Regions from separate parts of the Homo sapiens genome. Here region 1 is linked to region 2. Evidence: chromatin loops called from intact Hi-C (ENCODE). Cell type or tissue: CD4-positive, alpha-beta T cell. All regions are shown on one strand. Each heading gives the region's core, and the rest is flanking DNA. Links, peaks and the distances in the headings are about the cores only.

Region 1 (8,000 bases), core at 1-8,000, 520 kb after region 2:
TGTTGGGTATTGGCTTCCCTTCCATCCTCCTTCCTCACTCCCTCCCTTCCTTCAGCAAATGTTTATTGGGTACTTACCATGTGGCAGACACTGTGTTTGCCCCACCCTAGTTATTTCACATACCGGGGTCTCCAGGCTGCCCAGCCCTCTTCTAAAGCCAATCAGCAGGCAGGAGTCTGAGTAACTCTAGCTCACTGCAAAATCTTGATGGGATATGAAATTAATGTTTTCCCAGGGCTAAAGAGCTATTTCTGACTATTTGAAGCAACTAATTGGGGGTACTGGCTGCCACACACCCTTGGGCATTAATTAGTGCCTGGAAGAGGATAGACAGCCCTCAGGTCAACACAGTGCTCGGCAAAGGGGTCTAAGCAGTAGAGCAGAATGACCAAGAGCGTGGCCTGATATACCTGGGTTTGAATTAAACTCTGCCTCTTATCAGCTCTGTGACCTTGGGGCATAATTATGAACTTGCTGAGTCTCAGGTTTTCTCTTTTGGAAAATAGAGATAATAATACTTATCTAACAGAGCTGCCATGAGTTCCTAACCTCCACTGATCCCACAGAAATATCAAGGTGTAGGTAGGTCTGTGTAGGCATCTATAATTAGGGAACTGTACTGAACCTAAGCACTTGGCTTGCAATTGATTGATAATTCAGAGTGCCCTTACCTTTCTTCATGTTTCTTTTTCTTTTTCTTCTTTTTCCTCTTTTTTTTTTTTTTCCTGAGACAGGGTCTTGCTCTGTTGCCCAGGCGGGAATGCAGTGGAGCTCACTGCAGCCTCTATCTCTGGTGCTCAGTTGATCCTCCCACCTCAGCCTCCCAAGTAGCTGGGACTACAGGTACATGACACCACACCCATCTAATTTTTGTATTTTTTGTAAAAATGGGGTTTTGCCATGTTGTGCAGGCTGGTCTCAAACTCCTGGACTCAAGCAATCTGCCTGCCTTGGCCTCCCAAAGTGCTGGGATTACAAAATGTGAGCCACCATGCCTACCCACTTCATGTTTCTTTACGACACTTCACCACCACCTGACTTTTCTTCTTGTTTTGTTTGCTGTTTTTCTGCCCTGTCTGGCTAGAATAGAAGCTCCATGAAGACAGGGGCTTTGCTCATTGTTTTCACTGCTGATTCCCCAGTACCCAGAACAGTGCCTCGTACACAGGAGTTGCTTAATGAATATTAAATAAATGAAGGTGCAAAGAATAGCAATACAACCTGCAAAAGTTCTTATACTATTCCTGCCTGATTTCTACACAAGGAGATAAATGGTCTGTCAGTGGTCAATGGTGAAATAGTCATGCCTAAAAGTTTTCAACTCGAAATTTCTATTTAGAGTTATGTTCACCCATTGTACAACCAGATCTCAATTTTTTTACGCCTAAAACGTTTAGGCAAGCTCATCAATACGATAATAGTCATGCTAACAACTGAAATGGGAGCTGGTTTGTATAAAAGAAAGACAATAGACTCCAGGACATTGAAAGAAAAGGATTTGAATTTTAGTCTGTCACTTAGCAGCTCTATGACCTTGAAAAGTTTCCTCAACTACTCTAAGTTTCAGTTTCCTCATTATAAAATAGATGCGTAACACTTATCTCATGGGTTGTTTTAAAGATTGAAGAAGATGTCTAGACAAGTCCTAGCACAAGATAGGTAAGTAATTTGTTTTGAAAGAAGTTTTTGGGTCTTGAGCCCTAGCAGCTATTAAAATAAAAATGTGGCCAGGTGCGGTGGCTCACACCTGTAATCCCAGCACTTTGGGAGGCTGAGGTGGGTGGATCACCTGAGGTCAGGAGTTCAAGACCAGTCTGGCTAACATGGTGAAACCCGTCTCTACAAAAATGCAAAAATTAGCTGGGCGTGATGGCGGATGCCTGTAATCCCAGCTACTCAGAAGGCTGAGGCAGCAGAATCGCTTGAACCTGGGAGGCGGAGGTTGCAGTGAGCCGAGATTGCACCATTGCACTCCAGCCTGGGTGACAGAACAAGGCTTCGTCTCAAAAAATAAAATAAAATAAATAAAAATTTTAAAAAATGTATACAATCTATTGCAAAAGCCGGCAAAATCCACCTAAGCCACTTCTTACATTCAGTTTTAAGCAGATCTTTGTACTTTGTCTATTATTTTCCTATGGAAGACATAAGGCATATCTTATTGTCCAGAAACTTAACACCTGATGTGATTTTTTCAGTATGATGGGTTAAAATGGGCAATTACTAAAAGACTACTCAAAAAGCCTAAGTTGTATTTTCTTACCAGAAGTAAGGTGCCCTGTAGAGATGGAAGCAACTGTTAGCCCAGAATTCCATGTGTCATGTTGGAATGCTTTTGATGTGACCTGGGGAACTTAAACCAAAAGGAAAGAGTGTCAGTTTCTTACATTTTGCACTCTGCTTGCCAAATTTCCCAACGGAGTTTCTTCCCTTGTTTAGAGATGACTAAAGTAAACCAATAACTTTAATGGGCTTGAAGGGTGGAATAAAAGCAATAGTCTTCGAGTATGTGTCTTTTCTTCTTCTTTTTATTTAATTGGGTAAATCTCAAAGGAGGAAACACTGCAAGGGCAACTATAATCTACCTAGGTTGTAAAACTTCAAGGTGTGTCCACTAATTTCATGAGGCTTCTAGGCAGCAAATACCAAAGAGCTTTATTTTACTGAGCCAGAAAAAACGCATGATAACTAATCTCTATTTGATTCCTTGCAATTGATGGTGCAATAAGGTTCAGATTTCCTTGAGGGTCCCCAAGATGTGTCACTTTTGCCTTTGCACAATCTTTGGGATGCTGTTCACCTTCTCCTGGCTCCTCATAAGAAACCTAATTTTGGTTAGCAGGCACTTTGGTGTTGTAACACCTGGGTGGGATGTCACCAATGACTTCTCTCTGCTCTTTTCTTTTCCTGGCAGCCTGGTCTAGTTATAAAGGCTGTCAGGAAACTGCTAATGAATGATTCTGACCAGGGTGGGGTGAGCAACCCTGGTACCTAACTTTCAGTCTGAACTCAAAGGGGTCCTGGTGCAGCCTTGCCAGTCTCCTCCTTCCTGATAATTAAAAGCTGACAGAAGTGACTTCAAGGACACAATTCTCCCAACTGGCAGAAGACATTTCTGAAGATGGCTCTAAGCCTTGGATCCCTGAGATTGCTTCAAGCCCTGTGTATTCCGTCACTCTGATTTCAGTGCTCAAATTTTTCTTTTAAAAAAATTACTTTTGGGGGCAGGGAGAAATCACAACTTGAGGCTGAGATATCACAGGCTTGTATAAGGAGTAGTGTGGCCCATGTGACTGTCTTTGAGAAAAGTGTCCTACATTTCCAATGAAAAGGTTTCTACGGGGCTTCAGAAATTTTTGAAAAAGGCTGGTCTGGCCAGACACAGTGGCTCATGCCTGTAATCTCAGCACTTTGGGAAGCCAAGGCAGGTGGATCACTTGAGGCCAGGAGTTGAGACCAGCCTGGGCAACATGGTGAAACCCTGTTTCTACTAAAAATACAAAAATTAGCCAGGTATGGTGGTGCGTGCCTGTAATACCAGCTACTTGGGAGGCTGAGACAGGAGAATCACTTGAACCCGGGAGGTGGAGGCTGCAGTGAGTCTAGATCGTGCCATAGCACTCCGGCCTGGGTGACAGAGGGAGACTCCATTTCACAAAAAAAAAAAAAGAAAAAAGAAAAAAGGCTGCTCTGGGTGCAGGCATAAGCGTGAGGAGGGTAGTTTTCTGAGAACAGTGGGTGAGGGATTTTAGAAGATGAAAACATCAGAAAAGCCAAAAGTTATTTCCCGTGTTTTTTGTCCTGGCTTCTCTACAGCAAGAGGAAAATGTTTCACCCGGAATTGTGACAAATCAGAAATTGTTTTTGGCTTCTCAATGCCTCGCTAAGTCTCTTTTGCTCCATGGGTATATGGTTCCACCAAACTCTGAGGGAACAAGGTTATGCCCTGATGGCCAACAGTCAGGTTTATTCATCTAAAGTGCTATCTTTACAGGCCAATGTTCATTTGCAGGGAGCTCAGGCAGGAGTCTGAATCTCCATTATTTTGAAATTTTAAGAATAAAAATACTGGCCAGTTGCAGTGGCTCATGCCTGTAATCCCAGCACTTTGGGATGCTGAGGAGGGTGTCAGGAGTTCAAGATCAGCCTGGCCAATATGGTGAAACCCCATCTCTACTAAAAATACAAAAATTAGCCAGGCATGGTGGCAGGTGCCTATAGTCCCAGCTACTCGGGAGGCTGAGGCAGGAGAATCACTTGAACCCAGGAGGCAGAGGCTGCAGTGAGCTGAGATCACACCACTGCACTCCAGCCTGGGCAACAGAACAAGACTCCATCTCAAAAAAAAAAAAAAAAAAGAGTAAAAATACTACATTAAAAGGTAACACAATTTTCAATTTAGCAAAATCATGGGCTTATAGCATATGCTGCTGTAGTATTTTTGTTTTCACTTTTATTATTTTAAAATTAGCATTTTTAATTTAAAAGTAATATATGGTGTTGTTGGCTTTTAATACAGGTTAATGTAATTCTGTTGTATAAACTACAGGTAGTTATTGGCAATGAAACTTCATTCAGTTATTAATTTGCATCATATAAAAACAATTTTCATATCTGACTAGGGTTTTATTAGCCCTAACAGGGAATAAATACAATCTTCCTTTAGAGTCTATTTGTTATCATAGTTCCAAATCAAACAGGTGCATTAAATTAAAGTCACTTATAAGAGGTGCTTAATCCTCATAGGGAAATTTCACAAGGAATCAGTTATCTAAAATAAGACAATTTATAAACAAAATTGTCAGAGAAGAAATCAAGCCAATGTTAGACATAGGACTGAAACAAAGCTATGTAGATTACATTCTTCATGGAATACTGCCACCACGTGGCTACGTCATTTCTTTTTAAATTATACTTAACATCTTTGACTGTAAAAGCGATAATTAAAGTACAGAAAAATTTTCAACAGGAGAAATTAAAAGGAGAAAAAAAGAACCATCCCTAATCCCATCCTTTTAATCCACCTGCTATTAGTGCTTTATGGTATTTGCAAGTATTTTAACATACAAAAGCATTAGCAAACACAGAATCTCACACACACACACACACACACACACACACACACACACACACACAGCCTTTATGACTGGAAACTGTTTTTTATATCAGTTCTGTCATCAGTGCATTGCCTAATTTGCTAAAAAAAAAAAAAACCTCATGATATCTTACTGTATTTGGTGTTTGTGGTGTTACGTCCATAATGAGACAGTTCCATCCTTGCAACAGAATATTAACTTATGCCTATTAATCTCACAGGACATACTTGAATATACTAAAAAAAATCCAAATTATCTTTAATTTGGGAAGAATTTTTATATAACTTGTACACACTGGCACCAAACTTTAGTCTTACAAGAAGACAATGTGCCTGTGGGAATTTAGAGTGATCTCAAACGAGAAATATGGTTTCTTATTGTTGGACAAAATTTAAAGCATAACAACTATATTTTTTGGCCTACCAAAACACCAGGCTAGTTTAATCAAATCCACTCAAAAGGACCTGGTTTTAGCAATAACGTATTCCATCTGTATTTTAAGGATGATGCCAAATCATCACCTCAGCTCTTCTTTCTACATCAACCGTACTAGTCTGTTTTCACACTGCTATGAAGACATAATCAAAACCGGATTTTTTTTTTTAAGACAGAATCTCCCTCTGTTGCCCAGGCTGGAGTGCAGTGGCATGATCCTGGCTCACTGCAACTTCTGCCTCCTGGGTTCTAGCAATTCTCCTGTCTCAACCTCCCAAGTAGCTGGGATTACAGGAGCATGCCACCACGCGTGGCTTTTTTTTTTTTTTTTTTTTTTTTGGAATTTTTAGTAGAGACAGGATTTCACCATATTGGTCAGACTGGTCTCGAACTCCTGACCTCAGGTGATCCACCTGCTTCAGCCTCCCAAAATGCTGGGATTACAGGTGTGAGGCACCGCACCTGGACAAAACTGGGAAATTTATAAAGAAGAGAATTTTAATTGACTCACAGTTCCACATGTCTGGGGAGGCCTCAGGAAACTTATAATCATGGTGATCGGGGAAACAGGCATGTCTTACATGACAACAGGCCAGATAAGTGCCAAGCAAAGGGGGAAAAGCCCCTTATAAAACCATCATATCTCATGAGAACTTACTATCACAAGAACAGCATGACTGCAACTGCCCCCACCATTCAATTACCTCCCGCGACTCATGGGGATTATGGGAACTACAATTCAAGATGAGATTTGGGTGGAGACACAGCCAAACCATATCATCAACCATGGGGCAAAGTGTGTTTTGTCATCCTTTTAAAGTGACCATTTAATGAGTATTAATTATGTCACAGGTAACATGCTAAACTTTACATGTTTTCTCTCATTTAATCCTCACAACAACCCAATCACACAGACAATATTATTATCCTCATTATACGGATAAGGAAACAAAAGAGTAGAAAGGATAAATAACTTGCTCAAAGTCACCTAGGTAGAGGGTGAAGAGTGGAAATTCCCATCCAGTTCTGACATGTAGTTTGTGCTGGTCACTGATCTCATTAAATTAATAACCTCACTTCCACAGCAGGATGGCTCAGGGTGGGAGGCAGAGTCAGCCCTGCAAGCAGCCTCTCCCAGGATGAGACTTAGCATTGCTCCACTGAGGACTCGCCATGGTGTGTTGGGGCTGCCTGGCCTTGTGGGGCTCTGGACCCCACAAGCCCTACTGTGCTAACCCATTTAGCACTGATGCTTTAAATCTTCTAGCGTAGAGTTATTTTCTTCTTAAAACCGACTACTTTCCTTTATTACACAAGTAATACATGCTAATTACAGGATGCTTGAAAAGTATAGAAGGGTATGGAGAAGATAATACAATTTTATATTTGTTTGCAAACTAGAAACTATTATTTAAAAAAAATGTTAACAGTCTTTTGTGTATGTTGGTAGCCTAGTGGAGATCATACTCTTTATAAATGTTTTGTCTTGCCTTTTTTATTCAATTTTTTTCTTTTGAGACAGAGTCTCACACCATCACCCAAGCTAGAGTGCAGTGGTGTGATCTTGGCTCACTGTAACCTCTGCCCCCTGGGCTCAAGCTATCCTCCAGCCTCAGCCTCCTGAGTAGCTGGAATTACAGGTGCACACTACCACGCCCAGCTAATTTTTGTACTTTTAGTAGAGATGAGGTCTTGCTGTGTTGGCTAGGCTGGTCTGAAACTCCTGACCTCAGGTGATCTGCCTGCCTCAGCCTCCCAAAGTGCTAGAATTACAGGTGTGAGCCACCACACCCAGCCTTATTCAATATTACTTAATAAAAATTTCCTCATTTTATTAAAAATTGTTCAAAACATCATGCTATGGCTAGTTAATGTTTCATCATGTTTTACTGTATTTATTCAATCTTACCCCTATTGAGAAACTGTATAGCTAGGTGGTTTCAAACACCAACTGCAGACTCAAACGAAACTCAGTCCAAGTCCTGGCTCTACTAGATGGAGTTCCATGGCCCTGGGCAAATTGCTTAACCCCTCAGTGACTCAGTTTCTTCATTTGTAAAATTAGATAAAAGCAGTGAGGTCATGAGGTTTGATGAGACAGTTCATATCAAGCACTTAGTACCATGTTTTACACAAATAAAACCTTAATAAGCACTAATTATTGCTATTGTTGAACTTTTAGACTGGTTCCAAATTCTTACTATTATAATTAGGTTTTGGATGTATATCATTGTACATAAATTTCCTTCCACTGATTATTTCTTAAGGCCAGATCTCTACAAGAGGAATTACTGAGCCAAAGGGTATAGACATCTCTAAGGTTTCTTTATTTACTTTTGCGCTTGCCAATCTTGATGTCAAAGCCACAGTAACCAAGGCCTGCATCATAAAGGCTTTGATTAGAGCAGACACATGGACTTTTCTGGACCTTTCAGGGGTTCTAGATATTCAAGAAAGAGGAGTCATATT
Region 2 (16,356 bases), core at 4,439-12,438:
CACAGGATGCAAATAATGGTGGCTGTTATTTTCCCAGCACATTCCGTTTTACAAATAAGAATTTGCAGAAGACCAAGCACAGTGGCATGTGCCTATAGTCCCAGCTCATTGGTAGGCTGAAGCCAAGGATTCCCTTGAGCCTAAGAATTCGAGTCCAGCCTCCGCAACGTAGCAAGAGCCCATCTCCAAAAAAAGCTTTTAAATCAAATTTGCAGAACACTGTTTTTTGTGATAAATGGATTTTATGAAGACATTTCTATATGTAAGAAGTTGTTCTTACTGTTTTGTTCAAAAAGAAGAAAATTTATATCTGGTTTGCTTATAAATTCCAAACTGTAGCACATGTGAAAACAAGCTACATCAACTAAACTTAACTTTCTATTTTTTTAGGCCTTGCCTCATTTTATTGTTAAGATTTAGGTAAGTGATATTGCCATCAGATAAGGAGAAAATTGTGTATTATTTTTACAAGGACTGAAAATATGCAAACAAACTATGTTTAGATAAATGCTCTCAATTGAGGTCACTTTATTTTGCTGTCTTTCAGTAAAGACTAGTATAGTTGGCACCTTTGTGCAGCCCAAGGAGGTCTGGAAGGAGGGTTGCATAACCTTCCCATGGGTGGAAAAGGAGGAGGAGGCAGAGTCTGAACTAGTGAGATGACCCAAACTGGTTACTGAGACTTGGTCAGGTAGGTGTGGAGAGCTGACCCGTGGCAGAGGAGTTTGTTCCCTTTCACAGGGCAGCGCAAGTGTTTCTTTCAATAGCTCCACCTCGGTATCTGTCTCCAGGCAATGGACAGTCCTAAGCGGGAGGAGCTCAGGCCCTGTCGTGCTGAACCCCTGTCAGTCTCATTAGAGATGGCACCATGTTCAAGAGGCCAAGAAGAGACCCAGAGCCAGCACACGTGACATGGGGTTTTACTGCAGGGGAGAGTCCAGTGGTGGCAGGCTGGACAAGATAACTGCATGGCCCAGCAGTTAAAGAGCCCTAAGGTTCAGGATCTTTCACTGGCAACATCCCATTCCAATGCCCTGTAGCTAATGTGATATTCCTAATTTTGTATGATTTTTCTAAAGAGGACCCCCAAAATTGTATAAGGCTTAGAACCCACAAAAACGATCTATCCATGGGTCAGGGACACACACACTCTGAGCCTTCTGCCTTGTATGGTTGCTAGGGTGCTAAAACTCACATTTGATTCTCCCTTGGGAATAGGCATTGCCTGTGTATGCCCCTTCTGTAGCTAGACCTGCATTCCCTAAGAGGACACCTAACCCTTTCCGTGAGGGGGAAGCGAGGCCCAGCGAGGAACTGCTGTCCAGGCATCTTCCTGACCACCAGATGCCATCCTCAGGGTAGAAAGGGCCCCGTTTGTGCAGGAAGGGAGGGCAGGCACTCAGACCTCCAGCAGCTTGCTTTGTGGTTTCTCAGAGGGAGGCCCTACAGAGGAGACCGGGTGGGAGGGAGCCCCGTGTGAGGCTTCACCTGGCTTCAGAATTTCCCCAGTGGAAAATTCTCCTGGAAAAAAAAAAAAAAAACACCAACATATATTCTTGAAAGTGTATCATCTTTGGCAAAACCATAGCTGTGATCTCAAGTTTGAGGAGAATGAGCTGGCCGGCCTTCAGGGTTGTGCTGATTAAGCCCTGCTTATGCTCCGCCGTAATCACATTCCCTCCCTCTTACTGTGCCGAAGGGCTGGGCTGCTTTGCTCATCAGCCGAAGTGAAATGTATTGAGAAGAAGCAGGAGCGCGGAAAGACCCCTTTGTATGTGAATATCTTTCTAGCACTGTGCGAAAATCAGGGTTTGAAAATAATTTCCCCTTTCGGTGAAATGCGAGCCAACTTCGCCCCCTAGAGGAGGACCAGAGAATTGTTTAAAATGAGCCCTCAAGGGCATTTTTATTGTTCTGATTGATAATTTGGAAAGATTGTCAGCCTGTAATTAGGTGGGACTTTGAAAGGGGCTTGTCTATGAGGGCATTGTTTAGGGGTGTGTGTGTGTGTGTGTGTGTGTGTGTGTGTGTGTGTGTGTGCGTGTGTGCCTTGTTTTGTTTGAGTTTTTGCCTTGAGATATTATTGTAAACTTAGGGTTGAATACTCTTATAGCTATAAAGAATAAAATGGTTTAAATGCCACCAGGCTTAAGGCTCACAGCTGTTACATTTATAGTGGACTTTTTTTTGGCCAGATTTTCACCACTACGTCTAGTTACAACAAATCATTGTTAGTCTTGAGTTTCCTTTCACTCCTTGGGGTTGTGGCAGACGTAAAGCCCACTAGAAAGCAGGAATTTTCAACCACAAACTGGATATGTATTAGAGATCCTAAATTATAGACTTTAGCTATGTCACCCACATTGAAATCTTTTTGATTTAGTCCTGCTAGTTTATTCGCATCGTTTCATTTACACCTGCTACTAACAACTGCCAGATTCAGTCACAGGTTGACTAGGTAGTAGTTATTTCACTACTGCTTCCTATACTTTTTGTGTATTTTTAAAAGAAAAATGCAAAACAGGCAGAAGAATAAGGGTTGAAATATACAAACCTTTCTATGTATTTCATCTTCTGTTAAAATATGATCTTGTTCTAACACCTTTGTTAAGCGTTTGTTGATTATTCAGCTGCTTTTAATTACCAAATCTGACCCAATTACTTAGCTTCTAATGTGTTCCCTTTATAAACAAAGCCTTTATAATAAAAATCTTATCTACCATCTTTTGTCTGTAGGTAAATATGTTTATCATCTTCATTGTTCTAGATCTTCATCCCTCAAGTGCAATATACAATCATAGTGTTTATATTAGTAATAATTTTAATGTTTTTTTTCTTTCTCTGCTCTTAGAAACACTGAACTGTACTTCAGTATTTGATGGCATGGCATTGTTAAGAGATCGTTACTCGTGCATCAGCTTAATCGCCTACTGGGGGCTGTTTCCCTTAGAAGGATGTGAAAAGAAAAGAGTGTGCATACATTTTATAGATTATTATAAGTTATTTTTTCAGTGCTTGACAGGGGCATCTAATGACTATTGATAATATTCTTATATATTTTGTCTACTTTAATTTTTATGTATTCTTATATATTTTGTCTAATTTTTCATCTCATGCAAGGAAATAATTTTTTGACAATATAATCTGTTGCTTTTTGACCCAAGTGTTTGGAAACTAATTGCCTGAAATACCAAACAGGCTTTGTTTGGAGAAAGACGGATATATTTTTCCCAGGTCTAGTTCCTGGACGATTCCTCTGTGTTCTTGCTACTTGACTCACTCTGACAAAGTCCAGAGGTGATAGTGAGCCCTGGGGAGCTGCAGTTTCTGCTAGACCAGAGTAACTCCAAAGCACAAGCAGATTGATTGTTTTTGCATGAACACCCATCTTCCTTGCTTGTGGCCATAGCCACCACCCCGGTTATTGAAGGAGAACACACACACATATACACACACGCATATACACACAGCTGTTAGTACCTTTCTGTCTTCTTGGACATCTGTTCCCTTTCCACTGTTGAAAGTGGCCATTAATCTAGTGTTGAGACAGTCTCATTCATTAATGGTCCCTCAAAGTCAGGTAATTGCAATGCTGAGCAACATCAGGATGGTATCTAAGTTCCCTCTAATTTCAGAGCATTTTCAGGCTTTCATTATTATTCACAAATTATAATACGCTGAAGTTTAGACTCTGCTGACTAGGACAGACAGAGGAGAAGGGTAGGCTTTGGAAGTGGGTACTTGGGATAGGTCAGAATAAGGGTTCGTATTTTTAGTAAGAGCAATGTTTTGGAGACATTTTGATAGAATTTTATGGTAAATGCCAAGAGATGCCCCACCTCTTTCTCCTGGTCCCCCAGCTGCAGCTCACTGGCTCATTTGTCTTTCTCTACGCACCAGACTATTCCCTGTCTACCTGGAGCACTGCCTCCAGGTACTCATTGTTGCACCAGCCTGTGTATTTCATATCCCTTACCACAATCCATATTTTCTTGTTTATTTCTTTACTTGAGACCTTGATCTCACACCTAAACTACTGGCCCAGAATATACACTCAGTATTTACTGAGTGAATGTGAAGGAGTGAACGAATGAGAAAGCAAACAAACAAAGGAATATATTCAGAGGCATGACAGGAGCAATGCCGTTTATAACCACAATTTAAGGTGAAAGCCACTAAAACAGCAGTGCAATACTAGCATGTCAGTGCTCAAGGCTTGTTAGCCTGACATGGAGTTCACACTCCATCCTTTGTTAGACTGCAAATTGACAGAGCTTCTTAGACAAAAGTTGTTAATATAGTAACAATCTTAACATATTCTTTTAAATGGATAAATTATTAATATAAAAATTAATGGTGGAAAGCCAATCAGTAATTCATAGGGTGGGAGGGGGGTGGATTTGGAATTATAGCAAAATTATAAAAACAACCTAAAATTCTCTAATAAGGACATGCTTGTGTAAAATGGAATTTGTAGTCCCAGCTACCCTGGAGGCTGAGGCAGGAGGGTTGTTTGAGCCCAGGAGTTTGAGGCTGTAGAGCTATGTGATTGCACCACTGCACTCTAACTTGGGTGACAGAGTGAGACCCTGTCTCTTACCAAAAAAAAAAAAAGTGATGGATATTTATTTCTGTGGTATCCCTACCAAACGTGCATAACCTGCATCGAATCAGGAAAAAACATGTGCAAACCCAAATTGAGGGACATTCCACAAAATAACCAGCACTTACTCTTAAATATTAATAACATTAAAAACCAAGACATACTCAGGAAGCATGCCAGAGTCAAGAAGACTAAAGAGACATGACAGTTGAACATAATGTATAATTTTGTATTTTCTTTTCCTGTAAAGGACATTATTGGGATAATCACCAAAATCTGAATAAGGTTGTAGATCAGATAATAGTAAAATATCAGAGTTAATTTCCTGATTTGACTAATTGGTGTGGTTATATATGAGAATTCCTTATTCTTATTCATAGGAAGTATACACTGAAATATTTAGGAGTAAAACTTCATATTGATTCTCTCTCTCTCTCTCTCTCTCTCTCTCTCCTGGGAGGGTAGGGTGTTAAATATAGTAAAATGTTTACATTTGAGGAACCCAAATCTGGGTGCTTTGCGACTATTCTCTAAGTCTGAACTTATATCAAAATAAAAGTTAAAACATGATGCTTATAAAGACTTTATAATCACATAGGGAAATGCTTTTGCTAGAACGGAGCAAAATATAAAGTTGTGCAGCAGAGTATAATTTAGACTACCTTAAAAACTCAATCTGATCAAGGTTTCCTTTGATTTTTTAAAAAAGGAAGAACAAAAACTCCCAAGAAAATATTAGAAGGAAATATAACAGCATGTTAACTTTTACCTTCTGTTCACTTTAATTATATTTTACAAATTTTTCACTAAATTGCATGTATTTTGTGAAAAATTAGGGGAAAAAAATTAGGGAAAAAAACTTTAAAAAGAGATAAACGCTAATGCTCAAAAATCTGAGTGAATCTTACTCTGCGTCTTTACCACCACATACCCCATTCCAGTAGAAGGATGCCATATATGTATGTATGCATGTAGAAGGTATATATGTACATAAATACATACTCTTTTAAACTTTTCTCTTGTTTTTCTTTACTTTTTGTATTATTTTCCCTCAAAATAATTTCTTGTATTTTGAGGGAAATCCTGTATTGGGCAGGATTATAAATGAGATGACCTCTTAAGCCTCTTCTAGCCTTACAGTTCCTTGCCTTCCTTTCCAGCTCTTTGGGAATCAGCACCTCCTCAATCCAGAGGCTGTGCTAGCTAGGTACTGAGTACGTAAGGATGGTTAAGCCACCCCACTTCATCTTTTAGAGATGTTTCAAGTCCATGGGGTAGGCAGATAAACAAGTCAGTGATTACAATCTTGTGTTAGGTACTGGGCAAATGTGGCAGTTCCTACTGTGGACAGCCTTGGGTTGGGGGCGGTGGTGGTGGTCAGGCAAAAGAAGGTATTGATCTGTAGCCCTAGAAAGTTCAGTGAGAGCTTGCCATTTGGAAAAGCTAGCAGAGCATTCTAGGCTAAACATTGCAGCATATCTAATGTATGTTCTCACCAAGACCCACTGGAGTATCATTCTGGAGGCCCTGAACAAAGAGGCCAGAGTCTTACAAGACCTGGGAAGCTCTAGGTCCCACTGGGTCTGCTTTCCTGGGTGTGGGAGAGAGTGGTCTGACTGCAGGTGGCAGGAGTTGCTTTCTTTGGTCCTGGAGTGGAGCCGTGATTAAACTCAATGTCCCCATTTCCCATTTGCAGGATCACTGAGAGAGTTTTCCTGATTGCCCCTGCCTCTCTCCCTGCACCCTCCCTCACCCGACAGAAAGCGGATGGTGTGCACATACCCTCAGGGAGGGTAAGGGACTAAGGGTTAACGGGAATACCTCGTTGGAGAGTTTGCCGATCTCGGATATACCCTGCTGAACTGTTGGAAATGTGTTTTATTTATTTGGAATCATAAAACCAAAGAGCCAAGTCGACCTGCACTTGACCTTGCAGGCTTTGTAGATACTTCTAGGGACCCAGAATTACCCCAAAGCAATGTTGTTATTGAACAAGATGCCCCCTGTTTCCCTAGACAGTAACTCATCATTGAACCATTTGCCTGGACCCATTATCCATTCCCTTCATGAGAGCCTGAGGACACCAATACATAAGGTTTAAATCCACCATTCAACAAAATCAGACAGAACAGAGATTCAGGATGCTACAGCTGAGTGAGGTTGGAAGCCTCTCTGTTTATCTTGGAAATCTTTTAAACTATTTTAGAGCATGATTTTTCACTCAGTTATTATTTGTATCTTAAAGCTGTCTCATAGGTTGTGAAGAAGATTGCCTGAACTGAGAAATTCAGGGCGTGGCACAGAGTAAGCATTCAATAACTTCCAGCTGTTATTCATAAATATTGACCAGCACAGTGTATAGAGAGGGAACACTAGACTCTTGGTCAGGAAAACCGACCAAGGTCTAATCCCAGCTTTACCCCAGAATCCTAGAAGTGAAGGGAAACTGATCTGGAAAGAGGTCTTAGAAATCTTCCAGTATCTAGCACAACTTTATTTCAGAAACTTAGACCTAGAAAGGCATAGGAGCCCTGTTTGTTACCCACAACTTAAATGTTCTCCTGCACATTTTCAAAGCAAGAATAATAATCGCACCCCCATTATAGGATTGTTTCAAGTCAAGGATGAAGCGAGTTGGTGTACATGAAACTCTTGAAGCAGAGTCCTTAATACATATTAGCTGGTATTGTTATTGTGGATTCTCTGTTTATCTTCCCCTCCTATTTGACTGCAAGGATCGAGACGTGTCCTCCTTGCTTACTGTCATGTCCCCGGCATCTGGCACAGTGCCTTACTCAGGAGGTGCCCAGTCAATGTTTGTTGAATAACTGAAGAAAGTATCTTGCTGAGGATCAAATTTAGGCCAAGTCTGAATCAGAATACGAGTTCTAACACTAAGGTTCAGTATTTCCACACAGTTCTACATTAGCTTTGACTTTAGGCAAGTCGCTTCATTTCTCTGTGCCTTGGTTTCTTTGCCTTGAACACGATCCATCAGGTTTTTCCTGGTCATGAGCAACGTGTGTCTTAAAGCTAAAGACACACATCACCCGTCCATCAGCCTTTTCGGGCAACCCATGTTTGTGCTCCACTGGCCACTAGGTGTCGTGGTTGGTCAAATATCAGAGAAAGCAAAAAATAAATAAAAATAAAAATAAATTGAACTGATTGACCTACCAACCTACCAAATGATGGGAGTGAGCTTATACAGTTATTGGAAGCTAGTTACCTCTGGATGAGTTGGCTGAGTTGCCTTGGAAACTCAGGGAGTTGCCCAGGATTTGCATGCGTGGACTTTGAAGCAAAGCATAGATTAGAGCCCACAGCTGTACTCACACCAGCTAGCACCTTGGACTCACTGGAACGTCACAGGGCCTTGGTTTCAGTAATGTAATGCATGTAACATGCTCAGCACTTCGCCACAGTGAAGGAAGAGCACTACAAAGTTAGTGGTTATGAGGGCTACTTCTGGTATTTGATACTGTAAAATGCTGCTTTTCTGTTCCTTGCCACGCCAACTGCTAAAGCTTTGAAGGCTTTCTGCCTTGCTCCCTGCTTTACAAAGCCAAATTTTTAAATAGCCCCTTAAACAGTAGAGTGGACAGGGTATCAGTATCAGGTTAAAAGGGCAGCCTAGAATATTTGGAGGGACACCAGAACTCCTTGGAATGTCACTGTGGAGCTTAGTCAACACAAAGCAGAGTGTTTTATACATGACTGGGACCCAGAGTGGAGGGAAGTGAGTGAGCATTGTTGAAAAATGGCCTTCACTGAAATTGCTCAAGTAAGGGTTTTCTTTGTTACATGGACTGTCATTTAGATCTAGGTGCCTTCTTTTTAAAATAATTTGGGGAAGCTTCTAGGAATAACAATGACTAGTATTTATTGCACACTTACTATGTATAAGGTATTATACAAAACATCATACTTGCATGATTTCATTTAACTCTCACAGCAACTCTTTGAGGTACATATAGTTCTTATGTCCATTTTGTAGATGAGGAAATTGAGGTGCACCAAGATTATAATAATTACAGCCAACAGATATTCGCAGGTCACACAGGGAATGGGTGAAAGAGTCCGAACACAAACCCAGGCCTACCTGATTCCAGAATTCGTTTTCTTAATGGCTACACTGTATTGTCTCCCACAGTACTTTGGATGCAGTTAGGCACTTGACCAGTGTTTACTGAGGTGAATAGTTCTCAGACTATAGTTAGCCAACACAGAGAAGACTGCCTACGCAGGAACCATAGAGATCTTGACACTCCTCCCACCCAAAGCCACATGCCCTCTGGCCTCCATTAGTACTGTGGGATGTATATGCTGTTCCATGTGCTGGATTTCACCCCTAACTTCTTAAAACATTTTTTATTGTTGTATAATAGTTGTGCATATTTGGGGGATACATGTGGTATTTTGATCATGTATACAATGTATAATGATCAAATCAGGGTAATTGGGCTGTCCATCACCTCAGACATTTATCTTTTGTTTGTGTTGGGAACATTGCACATTTTTTTAGCTGTTTTGAAATATACAATAAATTGTTGTTGACTCTAATTTTTCTACTGTACTGTCAGATACTAAAACTTATTCTTTCTCCCTAACTGTATTTTGGGACCCCTTAACCAACTTTTCATCCCCCCCTTCCCTTCCCAGCCTCTGGTAACCACCATTCTAGTCTCTACCTCCATGAGGTCTACTTTTTTAGCTCCCATACATCACTCCTAACTTTTTGTTGGTAATAAGGTATTCCTCCATTGGAGCAATCAGGAAAAGGCAAATGTTTTTAAGACACGCTTCCACAGGGAGCATCTTAGCTGATTTTATTTGCTTCATGTTTTTCTCTCAAGGACTTTTTTGGGTGGGTTTGTTCTATAGTTGTATCCAACCTCATCTTTCAAGCATCTAAAAGCCAGGGCTGACAGGTTACCAGGGATGAGCCCAGCCCTCTCTGCTGTACTATCAATGTGTGCTCCAGTGTGCATATAGCAGCCACTCAGCCCCTGTCCAGCATGCTCCCCAATCCTGACACCAGGCCAATGCCAAGCTGTGTGAAGAGCAGAGAGGGGTCTGCTGCCCAGGTTAGCGAGCTGGCCGCTGCTACCAGCCAATAGTATTTCATCGTCATGGCGAAATACTAGGTCTGAGGAGGGATAGCAGGACCCAGGCCACATTAATCCTTCTCCAGGTGTATTAGTTCAGTCCCAAGGGTTTGGTTGTTTGTTTATTCTAATGTGTTGCTGCAATAGGAAACCCAAAGCTAGGGCTGGACGCAGTGGCTCACACCTGTAATCCCAATACTTTGGGAAGCCTAGGCAGGCAAATTGACTGAGGTCAGGAGTTTGAGACCAGCCTGGCCAACATGGTGAAACCCCATCTTTACTAAAAATACAAAAATTAGCCAGGGGTGTGGTCGTGGGTGCCTGTAATCCCAGCTCCTCGGGAGGCTGAGGCAGGAGAATTGCTTGAACCTGGGAGGCAGACACTGCAGTGAGCCGAGACCGTGCCACTGCACTGCAGACTGGGCGACAAGAGTAAAACTCTGTCTCAAAAAAACAAAAAAGGAAACCCAAAGCCAAACTAAAACCTCCTTTTCAGACCTGCGATTCTGAGCACAGAGACTCGTTTATGTAACCCCTGTCCATTGCTGCGTTTTCTTTTTAAGTGAGCTGAGCCATCTCAAATCTTTCTCAGAACTTCCCAACACTCCCCAGTGTCCTTGGGGACCCCTAGTTCAGCCTTCTCAAAGAAAGCAGTGCTTTTCCTTCTGAATTTTTCTCCCTGTAAATACAAGATTTTTTTCCACTGTGACCAAAATCACACATATCAAAGGAGATGGAGAGGGAGTTTGGAGCTTCTGGAGGGAAGGCAACAGTCAGTATAGAGCAAGGTCCCCCGGAAGGCAGGAGGGCATGAGGTGGAAAGCCCTAGTGGAAAGGCTCCCATTTGTGATAGTCCCTTTGGCCCTACTGCTTGGCATCTTCCAGCCATGTCGGTCTTTGGTTGCCTTTCCAGTATGCAGCTGGAAGCAGGTTGGTGTTGGCTTTGTCATTAAAGAGCTAGTGGACACTTGAGTGACGGAAGGAGACATGAGTGATGAGCCAAAGGAGATTCTGGGCTCATGCGAATGTTTTTCTTTCTCTTGTCTAGAGTGGTGCTTCCTGCCTGTTTCCTCATGTAGGCTGATCATTCCTAATCCAGGAATCTGAAATCCTCCAAAATTCAGAAATTTTTTGAGCACTGACATGACACCAGAAGTGGAAAATTCCCTGTCTGACACCTTTGCTTTGTGATGGTTCAGTGTGAACAAACTTTGTATCATACACAATATTTAAAGTATATAAAATTACCTTCAGGCTCTGTGTATAAGGCCTATATGCAACATAAATGAATTTCAAGTTTAGACTTGGGTCTTATCCCCAAGATATCTCATTATGTATATACAAATACTCCAAGATCTGAGAAAAATCCAAAAATTTAAAACATTTCTGGTGACAAGCATTTTGAATAAGGGATACTCAACTTAAATGGCACATTTAGAAAAGTCGTACTATAGCATGGAGGAAGATGCCCACAGCTGGAGGCTCTGGATGGTCCAGGCCCTGTCAGGCCACCTGGGGCTGAGGCATACCTGAACCTCAGCAGGGTACACCGGCTGAGAAGCCCTGGTACAGAGAATCATAAACCTTGCAGTGCAGATGACCCGGGCAGACCAGTTGATTGGTTTTAGAGATTGGCCCAGCTTCTTGATAGGACCTGTGAAAAAGCTGGGGGTCAAAGAGGTATGACCCCTTGAACTAGATCACAGAGGAATCTGTGGCCATGCTGGGACCAGAGCCATTCCTGTGCTCACCTAACTGTGAGATGTGGTAAATGAGGAGGCGGAGCGTCACATCACACACATATGCACACACACGTGCACTCATGCTCACACCAGGTTAAAACCATCACACCCTATCTTGTGGCCTCCAAGTCAAACCCACTCCCCATCCTGAACCCAGAAGATGGGAAACTGGTGTCCAGAGCCATCATCCTTTGAGCAGCAGCCATAGCACCACATGCTCTTGAAAACCCAGGCCTGACATTATTTGTCATTAACCTGTTTCCAGCCTGAGAAACCTGTGGTATTCCACAATGAATTACTGTAGCAGCCCCTCAACTGGCCTTGCTGACTTCAGCCTTGTCTCTCCTACCTCATATTACAGTCAGAATTAGCTTTTTATAAACTACAGACCTGATCATGCTACTCTTCTTTTTATTTATTATTTTTTTGGTCCCTTCCTGTATGATAAACTTACCCTTTGTGTTCAGATACTCTTCTGAGAAACCTTCTCAATGCACCAGGTCTGGCCTTGGAATCTCTATTGCACCCTCTACCTTACCTATTATAACATTTACTGCACTCTTTTGAAGTTGTCTGTTTTTCTTCCTCCCACTCCCACACTCTAAGCCCCTTGAGGACAATGGGTTCGTCTTACCTGGCTGAGCCCCAGGGCCAGGCACAAGTAAGATGGGCATTCAGCACACATCCAGTGGGCAGCTCTGCTGCTCAAACTTTTATTTTTTTGCTTCACTGTACAAAGCCTAGTTCTGCTTGTTCTATTTTAAGGCTTTAGCATCTTGGTGGATCAAGGCTGTCATATAAACAAACAAAACCTTACTACCAGTGATCTCCTAGAACCAGGATATATTTAGCACTATTTGTCGGTAATTACTGTTCGTTATGACCTTAGGACATTATAAAAGTCCTAAGTGCTCTTGACTCATCAGAGGCAAATTAAATTATTCCTTTAGCAAACATTTTGAGTATCCACTTTGCACAAAGCATGTGTTCAGTACAGTGAGGTATATAAGGATGGATGTGATAGGTTTGCCTCCTAGAGTGGACTGTAGAGCTTTTATATTTTGTTCATGTTTCTTCCTACATTGAACATTTGTAAAAATAAATGAAGAAATTAAGCCCCTGAAGAAGGCCCATCTACAGGTTGTGAGACCTTATAGTGTGAGGCCGGAAGACGATGCTGGCTCTTCATTCAATCTCAAGAGTAGGACAAGCCACCAGCCTCTGGGAGATACAAGGATCTATCAAAATGCAAATGCTGCCCTTAAAAAGACCACAGTCTAAAACAAGAAACAAGATTTGTACCTAATAAGTACCTCTAAGACAAAATAGGAAGTGAAAAGTGCCCAAGAATCTGTAATCTGTTTGAGCTCCAAGTAACAGAAAACCCAATTCAAAATGGCCTAAACCAAAGGGAACTTACCATCTCATATAAAAAGAAGTCCACATGTAGTCTGCTTCCAGTTTGGTAATTCAGCAGCTCAACACCATCAAGCTCTTTCCACCTACTCTGCTATCCTCAGAGCATCAGCAAGCTCTCCTCCTAGGTACAGAAAGGTCAAAGGCATCCCATCCTCTTGTAACAACGCCAAGGCGGACAGATAAAGAACTGTTTCTTATGCATCTCTCTATGAATGAAGAGACCTTTCAAAATTCCCAAGCCAACCTCCCCTCATGTCTCACTGGTCAGAACTGGGGCACATGCCCACCACTAAACACTCAGAAGTGGTCTGGGGCCATCCATGTGGCCTAGACCAATCTGGATTTACCTTCATCACATGAGGAAAGAGTGAACTTGTTCTACCAGCAGAGAGGAGGGAGTTAGATGGCTGTCAGGTAGCAGGCTGGAGTGCCTGCTACACAAGGAGTGATTAAAAACCTTCCACTGCTCAGAGGAGAGCAAGGAAGTCCTCACGGAGTGGCCTCTAATGCAGAAGACCAACAAGTGTGCTCGGTATCCTGATGGGAGAGACGGAGGTGCTGTGGCTTCCTGCATCAGCACTGCTTCCTGCAGGAAGCGATATCTAAACTGTGGACAGAACTTTAAAAGGGGAGGGTCACAGTCAACTTTTCTTTACAGAAACATCACTTTGGGTGTGCAGAGTGGATTGAGGGGAGGTAGAGAGACCAGCTAGACAGCCATGGCTGTGCTACAGTGATCCAGGGGCCAGCTGCTTATACTCCCAACTAGGGTGGGGCAGTGGGGTAAAAATATACTAATTTGAGAAATATTGAGGTGGCGTAAGCAGGACTTGGAGACAGAAGAAGGGGTGTGGTGGAGGAGTGGGGAGTCCAGAACGACTCTGGGGTGTCTGGCTTCGGCAGCTGCCTGGATGACAGTGCCACTCCCTGAGCTGGAGACCACAACAATAGGCGGAGGTTTGTGGTGGGGACAGGAATGATGAGTTCAGGTATGACCGGGGCTTAGTGTGTGGGAGGTAGGCGTGGTTGGGACCAAGCTGAAGAGGTGACCGGCAGTCATAGCACACAGCACCTGTGGGCCAGGCCAAGAGCTTGCCCTCCAGCTGCCCAGAAATCTGTACAGAGTTGGAGGTGAGGAGAGATGAAGGAAAAGAAATAACATGCGCAGAGGTGGGGAGCTCACAACTCTCCGGGCACGACCGGGAACAGAAAGTTGTTACACTGAGCTGCACAAAGTGGCCCAGAGGAGAGTGGCCAAAGGGGCAGGGCATGCTGGAATGACAACAGCAGCCCGTGTAGGGCAGCCTCATGAAGAGGAGAAGGGAGCGCCTACCTTTACCCTGGCAGAGTGCTCACATACACTGCCACACTTAACGCCCGCCACCTGTCCTGCTGGGCAGGCATTCTCTCACCGACACCACAAAAACAACTCAGACAGAAACCACCCAAGGGGATCAGGGCAGTTCTAGAAGTAGCTCCCCGTTTTCCAGTCTCAGGCCAGTGCTGTCTTTACTACAGACCCCTTCAAAGATCTTTATTCACCACTGACCGAACACTTTAGTAAGTGCTAGGGATACAGAGCACAGTCCAGTGTGGGAGGTACAGAAAGGCAAATTGCAAACCCAGCAGTGAAGCATGGAGGCAGAAGCTGAGCTGTGAATGCTTTTCATGCTTGGAGGGGAGGTGCATGCGAACAGCTGATTCATGGAAGGTATCGGGGCTGCCCTGGCCCCCGCTTCAGTTCTGGCTGGCCTGCCCACCACTCCTTACTTTATGAAGTAAATTTCCTCCAGTCGCAGGACTTGTCATGGGTGATGTTCACTGTAGGGCATGAATTGAAACTCAGCAAGTACAGATTGAGAATCGCTTATCTGAAATGCTTGGATCCAGAAGTGTTTCAGATTTCAGGTTTTTTTTTTTTCAGGTTTTGGAATATTTACATTATATACTTACCAGTTGAGCATCCCAAATTTGAAATGCGTCAGTAAGCATTTCATTTGAGTGTTATGTCAGAGCCCAAAAAGTTTCAGATTTTGGAGGATTTTGGATTTTCAGATTTGGGATGCTCAACTTGTATTTGAAAACAAGAACTTAAAAAAAAATTCTTTCAACATAATTACCAAACACCCACTCTATATTCAGCAGTGTTCCATGTGCTGGGCATTGAAAGGTTAAGTAAGACATGGGTCCTGCTGTTGTGGAGCTAAGTAGGGAAGAGGGCACATGGACAGACCATTGTAGTATGACAAAGTGAATGCAGTGGTGACACTGTAGGAAGCAAAGGGAGGCCAATAATTCAGCGTAGCAGTCACCTGGAAAGGTTACTGGAAGCCATAATACAGGTCAGATTCGAGCCACCTTTCCCTGCCTTGAGATTTTTGTAAGGACACAGGGACATAAATTGGCACTTAGTGTCTAACAGTGTCTGGCAATGGATGATATCCCATATTATTTGTAGCTCAGATTAGTGGAGGAATTAGCTAAGAAGTATAGAGAGAATGTTGCTAAAATAAAGTAATGATACCTTAGTCAACTGTCAGTTACTTTAAGGAAAGAAATTAAAGTATATGAAATCAATTAGAACAAAAATAGTTCATTGTTTCCAACTTATGTGATTGGGGCGAGGTGTTGAAAAGAAGTATTAACTAGCTCATGTCTGGGCCCAACAGGAAAGAACACCATGACTCATTAGTGATAGCTGCCATGAGTGCTGATCCATTAGGGATGTCTACCGTGAGTGCAAGAGGAAAAGAGGCAACCTCCATGCCACATGTCTGCATTCCTTAAATTAGAATAACAGCTCAAGGTACTGGGATCTGACTGCATGCAACCTGTTAACCCCAAACTCCTACATGCTTGGCATTTTTCAGAGACAAAGTAAACAAAGTAAACTTTCAAAATGTCTGTTGTGATCCTGGTACATTCAGACCAGTCTCTTATACTTGCTACTTCTGGACAGCTGCCCTCTTCTCTCCAGTGAGACCTGGAACCAGAGCAACATCCTGAAACGCCAAGGAAAGATGAATATGGGGTACTTAATTACTGCATTGATTCAATTATATTTCTCCCAGTGGTGGGAGAGTGAAGGAGTATACGTTAGATTTCCTGTAAGAGCTGATCAAAGAAAAGGCCTGCTAACAAGCATATGGTTATCAGAACTTCTCATTAAAGGGTCAGCGTAATCAATTGAGGATGGGCCACATTGAGTAACTATGAGGTGCTATGGGGCAGGGAAGGGACTGCAGTTTCTTATGTCTTGGTAATAACTCTTGCTGAAAGACAGATGTAATACGACCATACTGATATTTGTCATCCTTCACAGCCATTAACCTGGCATCTCTGTTGTGCCACTTAAATGCCGACTTAGCTTAGAAAGACAGCTGTGGACTCCAGAAAATGGGGAGAGGCTCACCTCATTCAGTACCCGTGTTCAGCACATTAGTCTTGAGAGAGGTTTCTGTTTGCTTATGGTTTGGGTTTGACT

What was found. A loop is a pair of places that touch in the nucleus more often than their neighbours do. Peaks named below come from ENCODE experiments on the same cell type or tissue, not always from the same donor. Only the 100,000 strongest peaks of a DNase experiment are listed, where the experiment ranks them.
Region 1: a loop joins it to region 2, with 3 times the contacts of the local background. A loop is called at or near these places in 6 of 110 quality-filtered maps.

Annotation. Positions count from the first base shown.
Region 1 is chr1:67,231,066-67,239,065 of GRCh38, reverse strand. It overlaps IL23R (interleukin 23 receptor), which reads right to left. Exons shown (of 11, transcript NM_144701.3): 8 at 2,264-2,353. Among named protein-coding and RNA genes, the nearest start is that of IL23R, 69 kb to the right of the region's middle. In CD4-positive, alpha-beta T cell, for the core only: a CTCF peak has its summit at 4,872 (motif pointing left); a DNase peak (open chromatin) is centred at 4,875.
Region 2 is chr1:67,751,791-67,768,146 of GRCh38, reverse strand. The region is part of intron 2 of GNG12 (G protein subunit gamma 12); the gene reads left to right. It overlaps LOC105378781 (a long non-coding RNA gene), which reads right to left and starts at 13,399. Exons shown (of 4, transcript XR_007066163.1): 1 at 12,874-13,399. In CD4-positive, alpha-beta T cell, for the core only: CTCF peaks have their summits at 7,549 and 7,748 (motif pointing right); a DNase peak (open chromatin) is centred at 7,686; H3K27me3 peaks cover 211 bases.